Linked DNA regions of Homo sapiens: region 2 is linked to region 1. The links are chromatin loops, found by intact Hi-C in ENCODE. Cell type or tissue: testis. All regions are shown on one strand. Links, peaks and the distances in the headings refer to the core of each region. The heading gives the core; the rest is flanking DNA. Region 1 overlaps GALM (galactose mutarotase). Region 2 overlaps HNRNPLL (heterogeneous nuclear ribonucleoprotein L like).

Region 1 (6,803 bases), core at 1,675-4,174:
ATGACATTGGACCCTATGAAATGTGTTTACCCTAGAGCTGTTTATTGTATGATAGGTCCCTGCTAGATAGTATTCAAGGTTTAATGCAAAAACTCCAAGGACCTCTCTTGGTAGCAGTGGTATTCTTTAAGACGGCACATTACTGAATCCTTCCTGTAAAATGGTCACAAGATCATTTTTATGAGCCTCTAGAATAACTCCTGAAGCTACTCATGCTCCCTACTGGAAAACACATTACTGTTACAAGATTGGCAAACATGAACCAGCATGGTAGAAATCTGGCAGGAAGAAAGCTCAAAATTTAGCACTTGGCCAGGCGATGTGTAATTCCTGTGAAAATTGCAGGCTAACAGTCAGTGAATTTGTCAGAAGGGGAATTATTTGCTAGAGCTCTGACCACCACCCTTGGAGAGTTGATGGTTCACATCTACCCTTCCTCCAGCCCAGGTCTGGACAAGGGCTGCCTCTAGTTCATTCCTGGTGCATAGCCATCCTTAGTGGTCACTACATTCTGAAGGGGCTTAGTGGGACTGTGGGCCTTGGGCAACGGACCTGATGTTAACTCAAGTAAGTTCCCAGAGCAGATTTGTATTCAGTTCAGCTAACATTTATAGAGCACCTACTGATTGCTACATGCTGCCTGAGAGATAAAGAGGATGGAACACTGTCTCTGCCCTTGAGAAGCTCAGAGGGATGGGGAGAACCTAATGTGGTCAGAGCAGTTGTAGAGATAATGCCTGTGGGACTGAAGGAGTGTAGAAGCCAGGGTAGAAAGAGGATTCTCAAGATTGTCCTGAGCTGTGAGAAGCCTCTCAGTGTCTGTGAGGATCTAGCCACAAGGAGAGTGAGAGTACCAAAGCACAGAATGCAGGAGTGGTGATGACTGTTAAGCCAATAAGCCAAAGAGACAGTTGGGCAGAGCAAGGGCTAGGGTGCAAAATTTAAGGCAGCATCCACTCCCAGGGTCGTGCATGTGCAGGGTCAGCACCTGAGAGTGTGTGTCTTCTTAAATTTTGCACCCTAGGCACCTCATTTGCCCAGCCCTACAGTTGGGTACAGTCATGATTGTCTTTCTGGGCCATGCCGATGAGCTGGGATTTTTTTTATTTTTTATTTTTGACGGAGTCTTGTGCTGTCGCCCAGGCTGGAGTGCAGTGGCGCAACCTCCCCCTCCGGGTTCAGTGGTCCAACTTCCCGCTCTGGGTTCAAGCTATTCTCCCACCTCAGCCTCCCGAGTAGCAGGGATTACAGGCGTGCACCACCACATCAGGCTGATTTTTTTTTGAGACAAAGTCTCACTCTGTTGCCCAAGCTGGAGTGCAGTGACACGATTTTGGCTCACTGCAACCTCCGCCTCCCAGGTTCAAGCGATTCTCCTGCTTTACCTCCCAAGTAGCTGGGATTACACGTGCCCGCCACCCTGCCCAGCTAATTTTTGTATTTTTAGGAGAGACGAGGTTTCACGATGTTGGCCAGGCTGGTCTTGAACTCCTGACCTCGTGATCCACCCACCTCTGCCTCCCAAAGTGCTGGGATTACAGGCGTGAGCCACCACACCCAGCTGGAATTTTAACTTTAGATCATGGAGGGCTTTCAAGCATTCTAAGCTGGGAACTGACCTGTCAAGATTGGCATTTTAGAAATCTCACCCCAGGTTGGGCGTGGTGGCTCACACCTGTAATCCCAGCACTTTGGGAGGTCGAGGCAGGTGGATTGCTTGAGCCCAGGAGTTCGAGACCAGCCTGGGCAACATATCGAGACCCCATCTCTACAAAAAAAAAAAAAAAAAAATTAGCCAGGTGCGGTGGCCCACACCTGTAGTCTCAGCTACTCGGGAGGCTGAGGCTCAAGGATTCCTTGAGCCAGGGAGGTGGAGTTTGCAGTGAATTGTGATCCAGCCTGGGTGACAGAGGGAGATTCTGTTTCAGAAACAAAGAAATATCACCCCAGCAACTGTTCTGGTGGGACTTGACTGGAGACAGAGACCAGTTTAGATGCTGTTGTTGGAGCTGGGCACAATGGTGTGTACCTGTAGTCCCAGCTACTCAGGAGGCAGAGGCAGGAGGAACACTTGAATCTAGGAGTTCAAATCCAGTCTCGGCAACATAGTGAGACTCCATCTCTTTAAAAAAAAAAGGGGGGCGGGGGGGTCGCTATTTTAATAGTCCAAGCAAGAGATGAGACCCAAATTAAGGGTCAGGTGGAAGAAGGCAGTTTAATCATATTTAGGAGGTAAAACTCAGGAGGCCTGAATTGAATGCATAGATGAGGAAGCAGGAAGGCTGTGTGATGACCCCGGGACTCTAGAGCAGCTGCTGGGCAGTAGAGATGGGGATGTTCAGTGAGTTGTGAGTAGGGGAGGAGGGGGAGCTGGCATGGGGGGCTGGGAGAACTATGGATTTGATCTTGAAATATTTGAGGTTAGGGTGCCTGTGGGGTGTACATCTCCCCTGTACACCTGACCTTACACTTCCAGCAGCTGGATGCATGAGTGTGACGTTAGAGAAATGACAGCTGGAGGCATACATCAGCGTGTACTTTGTAGATTAAGCCACGTGGATTTACCAGAGAGGAATCATAGACTGAGGAGAGCAGTGGTCTGAGGACCAAACCCTGGGAAACTCTAGGAAACAACCACCAATATTTAAGGTCCAAAAAGGGTCTACCTTAAAGTGCCAAGGGAGATGGCCAGGGGTAGAAGGCAAAGAAGGAGAAGAGGTGTCTAGAAGTCTTGGAGTGACCAACAGTGTCAATACTCCAGGGAGTCAAGTGGCAGGAGACCTGGGAACCTGCATGGCTGTGGTGGTTGTTGTCCTGACCCCGTTTAAGAATGTAACAGAGTGGTCAGGGCAGAAGCCAGACTGTAACCGTTTGAGAAGTGACAAAAAGTGAGGAAAGATTCAGGAATATAGGCCAATAACTGGTTCCCAACTAGGCAGCTTTCTTGAATACAGAACCCTGCCAGGCACAGTGCCTCACGCCTATAATCCCAGTCCTTTGGGTAGCTGAGTCGGAAGGATCACTTGAGGCCAGGAGTTCAGGACACAGCAAGACCCCATCTCTACAAAAAAAATATAAAAATTAGCAGCCGGGTGTGCTGGCTCATGCCTATAATCCCAGCACTCTGGGAGGCCGAGGTGGGTGGATCACTTGAGGTCAGGAGTTCAAGACCAGCCTGGCCAAAATGGTGAAACCCTGTCTCTACTAAAAATAAAAAATTAGCGAGGCGTGGTAGCACACACCTGTAATCCAAGCTGCTCGGTAGGCTAAGGCAGGAGAATCACCTGAAGCTGGGAGACGGAGGTTGCAGTGAGCCGAGGTCATGCCATTGCACTCCAGCATGGGCAACAGAGTGAGAAACTGTATCAAAATTAAAATAAAATAAAATAAAATAAAATAAAATAAAATAAAAAAGCCTGGCATGGTGGCTTGCACCTGTAGTACCAGTTGCTTGGGAGACCGAGGCAAGAGTATCTCTTGAGCCCAGAGAGCTAGGGGCTACAGTGAGCTGTGATCACGCCACTGCACTCCAGCTGGGTGACAGAGCAAGACCCTGTCTCTAAAAAAATAAAAATAATAAAAATAAATAAAAAAGAATCCTGGGCCCCACCTCAGAGATTCTGATTCATTTGCTTTAGCACAGGGCCATGGAATCTGTCCCAGCATCCTAGAAGCTACCTCAGTGAGTTAACAGAAAGGACTGGTATTGAAAGTGCTGTCGCCTGGGCACAGTGGCTCAAGCCTGTAATCCCAGCACTTTGGGAGGCCGAGGCGGGCGGATCATGAGGTCAGGAGAGCGAGACCATCCCAGCTAACATGGTGAAACCCCACCTCTACTAAAAATATGAAAAATTAGCCAGGTATGGTGGCGGGCGCCTGTAGTCCCAGCTACTCAGGAAGAATGGCATGAACCCGGGTAGGCGGAGCTGGCAGTGAGCAAGATCATGCCATTGCACTCCAGCCTGGGTGATAGAGCGAGACTCTGTCTCAAGAAAAAAAAAAAAAAAAAAGAAAGTGCTGTCAACAAGCTGTGACAAAGAGAAGGCTCCTCTGTGAGGCAGGGAAGTGGGGTCAAATAACAGTTTTTTTTGTTTGTTTGTTTGTTTTTTGAAGGAGAGGAGCTGATTTAGGACAAGTAAAATGGTTGTCAGAGAGCAGAGGAATCCAGGGAAGGCTTGAGACCGTGAATCTGTGGTGGCCTCTGCCGGTGCTTCTGTGGGCTTTCTCCAGCTCTCTCGGCAGGGCGGAGTCAGGAGCAGAGAAGGCAAATGGTGGGATGACCTGAAGTTGGGGTTTTATCAGAGAGGAGGAGCAGGAGGACAGGGTGTAAGGCAGATCAAGGAGTGTTACTAAGGGTCTCAGGTCCTAGACAGTGGGCCTAGACAGGTAGGCAGTGAGGGTTGTGGGGGACAGGGAAGACGCGTGGCAAGGGGCCCTGAAAACCAGGGGAATATGGCAACATCAGGGGCCTGGCAGTCCCAGGAGGGGAGCAGGTCTAGCAGGAATGCCCTTGTGCCTGTGCAGGAGAGCAGCAGGACTAGGAGGCTGCAGACAGACAGTGGGTAACTGAAAGGTGAACTTTCTACTAGACAGCAAATCCCTGGATGTCATCCTGATGGATCTAAGATGAAAAATACCCCACCATGAAAATGCCTTACGTGGTCCCAACCATGAAGCGTAAAATTGCCTTTTCACCTGAAAACGACCTGCAGCTTGGTTTAGCATTTTATGCTTCGGATGTCATCTAACATCCAGAAGCAATACCCTCCCCCGTTGCAAGTCAAGGTAAAATCAGAAAATGCTCGGTGGAAAGGAAAAAAAAAAAAAACATAAGACAAAAAGCCAGCAACAGAATAAAGCCGCAAACCCAAAGCACCAGCAGAGGAAAGGGAAAAAAACCTGCAGCATAGACAAGCTTTGATGTTGTGTGATCTGTGAAAAATGTATAGAAATGTTACCTTACCAAAAAATTCCCAAGGTGCTTTACTTGCCAACCACTGGAAGGAAGTAAAAATTCCCACCCAGGGTGTTACTTTTAATTATCATCCTCTTTATGTTGTTTCCTAAAATAACAACAGGCATTCTAGAGATGATTTACGAAGATGGCTTAATGAGGTGTCAGATGAGTACCTGTGCCCATGAGCCCCTTTACCGCAGGCCTCCTTATGCAAATTTGACTGACTCTTCTGAGCCCGACTAGATAAAGAAACAGACATAATTGGAGCAGCTGGGCTGGAAGCACAGCTGGGCTATCCTCATGGAGACCAGACTCTAGCACCACGTGCTCTTCCTGCTGCCCCAGTGTCCCTCCCAACTTTTGCTTTTCAGAGCAGCAGCCCACCTGAACCTGGGGCTTCCTCAGATGATCTCCACATCAGTGCTTGTCAGCATTCATGTGCACACAGATCACCTGTGCAACTTGTGAAAATGCAGATTCAGACTCAGTGGCTGGAGTGGAGCCTCTGGATCTATGTGTCTAACAAGCCCCTGGGTGATGCATGTGGTCATCAGATGGTCCTAGGTCCACACTTGGAGGAGCTATTTAGAGCCTATAAAATAGTTACTCCCCTATCCAGTGTTTGAGTCCCAGACTTCTGCATTCTGCCAGCACTCAGATGCTTCTGGGACAGGATGCTTACTGTGCATCTTGGGTCAACATGTCAAAAAGGCCTTCCTGTATTGAGGTGAGATCTGTCTACCTAGGGCTCACCCTCACCTGGCCTACTTCTGGGCCTTGGATCCTATGTAGCAGGCTTAAGGCATTAGAAAGTGGCTGGCATGTCCCCCAAGTATTTTATTCAGGCAAAACATGCCAGGTCCTCTGGCTATTATTTAAAAAATTTGTTGTAGAGGCAGGGTCTCACTATGTTGCCCAGGCTGGTCTCAAACTCCTGGGCTTAAGTGATCCTCCTGCCTCAGGCTCCCAAAGCGCTGAGATTACAGGCATGAGCCACCATGCCTGGTCTTGGCTATTTTTCTTATGCTATGGTTTGGTCATACTGGTCATTTCCTTCTTTTTTTTTTTTTTTTTTAGACGGAGTTTCACTCTTATTGCCCAGGCTGGAGTGCAATGGTGCGATCTTGGCTCACTGCAACCTCCGCCTCCTGGGTTCAAGCGATTCTCCTGCCTCAGCCTCCCGAGTAGCTGGGATTACAGGTGCCTGCCACCACACCCAGCAAATTTTTGTATTTTTAGTAGAGACGGGGATTCACCATCTTGACCAGGCTGGTCTTGAACTTCTGACTTTAGGCGATCCACCCACCTCAGCCTCCCAAAGTGCTGGGATTACAGGCGTAAGCTACTGCACCAGCCCCTGGTCATTTCCTTCTGATCCTGCTCTATGTGTCTTTAGGCCTCTCCTCTTGTGATACCCATGCTGCAAAAAGTAGCTTGGGACTGTCACCACCTCATTACAGATAGCCTTTTTTTTTTTTTTTGAGACGGAGTCTCGCTCTGTTGCCCAGGCTGGCATGCAATGGCGCGATCTCAGCTCACTGCAACCTCCGCCTCCCAGGTTCAAGCGATTCTCCTGCCTCAGCCTCCTGAGTAGCTGGGATTACAGGCGCGCACCACCACACCTGGCTAATTTTTGTATTTTTTAGTAGAGACAGGGTTTCACGACGTTGGTCACGCTGGTCTCGAACTCCCAACCTCAGGTGATCCGCCCACCTCGGCTTCCCAAATTGCCTGGATTACAGGCATGAGCCACCACACCTGGCCTTACAGATAGCCTTTATGTGACTCGTGTTGAACTTGCTGTCAGCCATCATCCTTAAATTCATTTTCACCCATGCTGTGGATC
Region 2 (2,500 bases), core at 1-2,500, 120 kb before region 1:
ATTAATTCCTAAATATTCCAAAATCAAGAACAACAAAAAAATCAATATTTAAGCATCACTACTTGAAACTCTGAAGATGAAGCATGTAATCAACTCAATGGTTTAAAGAGTGTTTGAACAGGACTCACGGACTCATTTGAAAATCAGATGAAAAGCACACATAATTTCTTTATACAACTTTGCTGGGGAGTGAGAAGTGATCATAGCTCCACAAAAATACACTCATGCATCACCCAGGAAGGTTAAAAATAGTAGGCTTAAAACGTTCCAAAGAAATACAGTCATAGGCAAACAATAGATACTACTTTGTTTATATATACAAACAATATTTACTATGCTAAACATCAAGGCTTGTAACAAGCAAGCAAGGATTATTCTACCACAGTTTTCAATCTACATGAAGTCCCTATCATCCTTACCATATTGTCCCAAATTTTTCCAGCGCTTCCACGAGGTCTGCTTCCACCACAGATTCACAGAGTCCTCGAACATGGACGACGGGTGAAACAGAAACTTTATGATGACTTCCACCTGCCTCCTAGCAAGAGAAAATAATTTCTAGTTAAAAAAATTTTAAGTCTAAGGCCGAACGCGGTGGCTCACGCCTGTAATCCCTGCACTTTGGGAGGTCAAAGTGGGAGGGTCATTTGAGGTCAGGAGTTCGAGACCAGCCTGGCCAACATGGTGAAACCCCATCTCTACTAAAAATAGAAAAATTAGCCAGGCATGGTGGCACGTGTCTGTAATCCCAGCTACTCTGGAGGCTGAGGCAGAAGAACGGCTTGAATCCGGGAGGTGGAGGCTGCAGTGAGCCAAGATCGCGCCACTGCACTCCAGCCTGGGCGACAGAGTGAGACTCCATCTCAAAAAAAACAAAAAAAATTTAAGTCTAAGTTGAATTGCATCTTTCAGTAAATTCAAACCTGCTTAAAAAGTAAACATTTTTTTTAATCCCAAACCAAATCGCAATTCACAAGTTAGCAAAAGGATATGAGAATAAAATAAATGTTTGTTTTAAAATTTTTAATTTCTTAAAAGGGAGCATTCTATCTCAGTAAGAAGTACAAAGATGTTATTTAATAATATTTCAACTTCAAGAAAATCTCAGAAAGAAAATTTAGCAGATACATAGGGCATGCTACAACTGGAAGTATATTTGATACTCATTAACCTCCATAAAATCAAAATCTCAACTAGTACAAATGAACAAAAAGTTCCAATCAAAAATTTTTCCTCAACATGAAGATAATATACTTATCTTTCCTGTAACGTAGTAGATTTGTATCATCTTTTGTTCTTGTTTAATTGGTTATCTAGTCCCACTATAACTTGAGGATACTCACTTAGCAGTATTAATTCATTAAACACATGACAACTTAAATTTATACAAGGGTACCATCTTTGCAAGGCAGGGGGATGAATAAGAACTACTCAAAAATGCAAGCCCTCCTGGGCATCTACGGAATATTGTGTATCTTCGAGTATGCCAGGCAGGATGTTTCAAAATGTAAGAATATGGTCTTAAAGTTTATTTTTAAACGTAGTATCTGTACGAATTACTTTGAAAATGCAAATAGCTTTCATTTACTTATTCAAGTTCCATTAAGACAAAGATCTGTATTTACAAATGCCATCAGGCACTTCTCTTGCATCGTAACTTCAGAAATGACTTCCACCGTGTACATCCCTGTCTATACAAAAAGAAATTTTTTAAAGTTTTTTTCTCCTATAACAAGACTAATCTGAAAGCGCTATTTTACCATTAAAATTTAACAATTGTTTTAAGAAAATTAAATTTCTTTAAGGCTATTTTAAATGACTCACCAATTTTTCTTTATTATAAAGACTGTTAGGAAAATATAACAAATGGAGTGCCCTGCCAGTAAAAATTTATGTCACAACTGAAAGAAAGGAACTGATTTAAATATATAAAGTAACCACAGAACTACTCACGCTACTGTCAAATCCAAAAAATAAACTCAGTCCTTTGCCAATACTAATTCTATCCTTGGAATTTATTTGAATTGCTTATGCTCCGTCTTTCCTATGGTTAAACAGATATCCCTTACATGCCACTAAGTTTGAAATGAATCATTCTGACTATACCCTAAGTAAATCAACACTTTCTTAAGCAACATTAACAATCAGACTCTGTCTAGATGAAATTCAACAAGCAAATGTGCATGTATCATCATTACATTCTTAAATATAACTGGAAATGAATAAAGCAGGAAGAGCTCTAAATAATACCTACCTGCCAAACACAGCATGTATTTAAAGTATAACAAGTTTTACTCTCAAAATAATTAGAAAATAATAAACTGCAAGATACAATTAAGAGAATCATTTCAGTTCATTCTTAGAAATCAGGTGGCAAAGGTAAAATAAAAGGACGACAGAAAACTGTATTGGCCTGAACTCTTCAAAAAGTTAGTATCAAAAACCAGTGGAGGGAAGATTCTATATGGAGACTAAGAGACACAGCAACCAAATGCTGGGC

The links. Peaks named below come from ENCODE experiments on the same cell type or tissue, not always from the same donor. Only the 100,000 strongest peaks of a DNase experiment are listed, where the experiment ranks them.
Region 2: a loop joins it to region 1, with 3 times the contacts of the local background. A loop is called at or near these places in 11 of 110 quality-filtered maps.

Annotation. Positions count from the first base shown.
Region 1 is chr2:38,704,740-38,711,542 of GRCh38, forward strand. All of the region lies in intron 4 of GALM (galactose mutarotase), which reads left to right. All of the region lies in intron 1 of LOC124905993 (a long non-coding RNA gene), which reads right to left. Among named protein-coding and RNA genes, the nearest start is that of GALM, 42 kb to the left of the region's middle. RefSeq lists a silencer at 5,075-5,275. In testis, for the core only: no CTCF peak of the experiment used is centred there; no DNase peak of the experiment used is centred there.
Region 2 is chr2:38,591,111-38,593,610 of GRCh38, forward strand. HNRNPLL (heterogeneous nuclear ribonucleoprotein L like) reads right to left here. Exons shown (of 13, transcript NM_138394.4): 2 at 420-538. Among named protein-coding and RNA genes, the nearest start is that of HNRNPLL, 11 kb to the right of the region's middle. In testis, for the core only: no CTCF peak of the experiment used is centred there; no DNase peak of the experiment used is centred there; H3K27ac peaks cover 1,339 bases.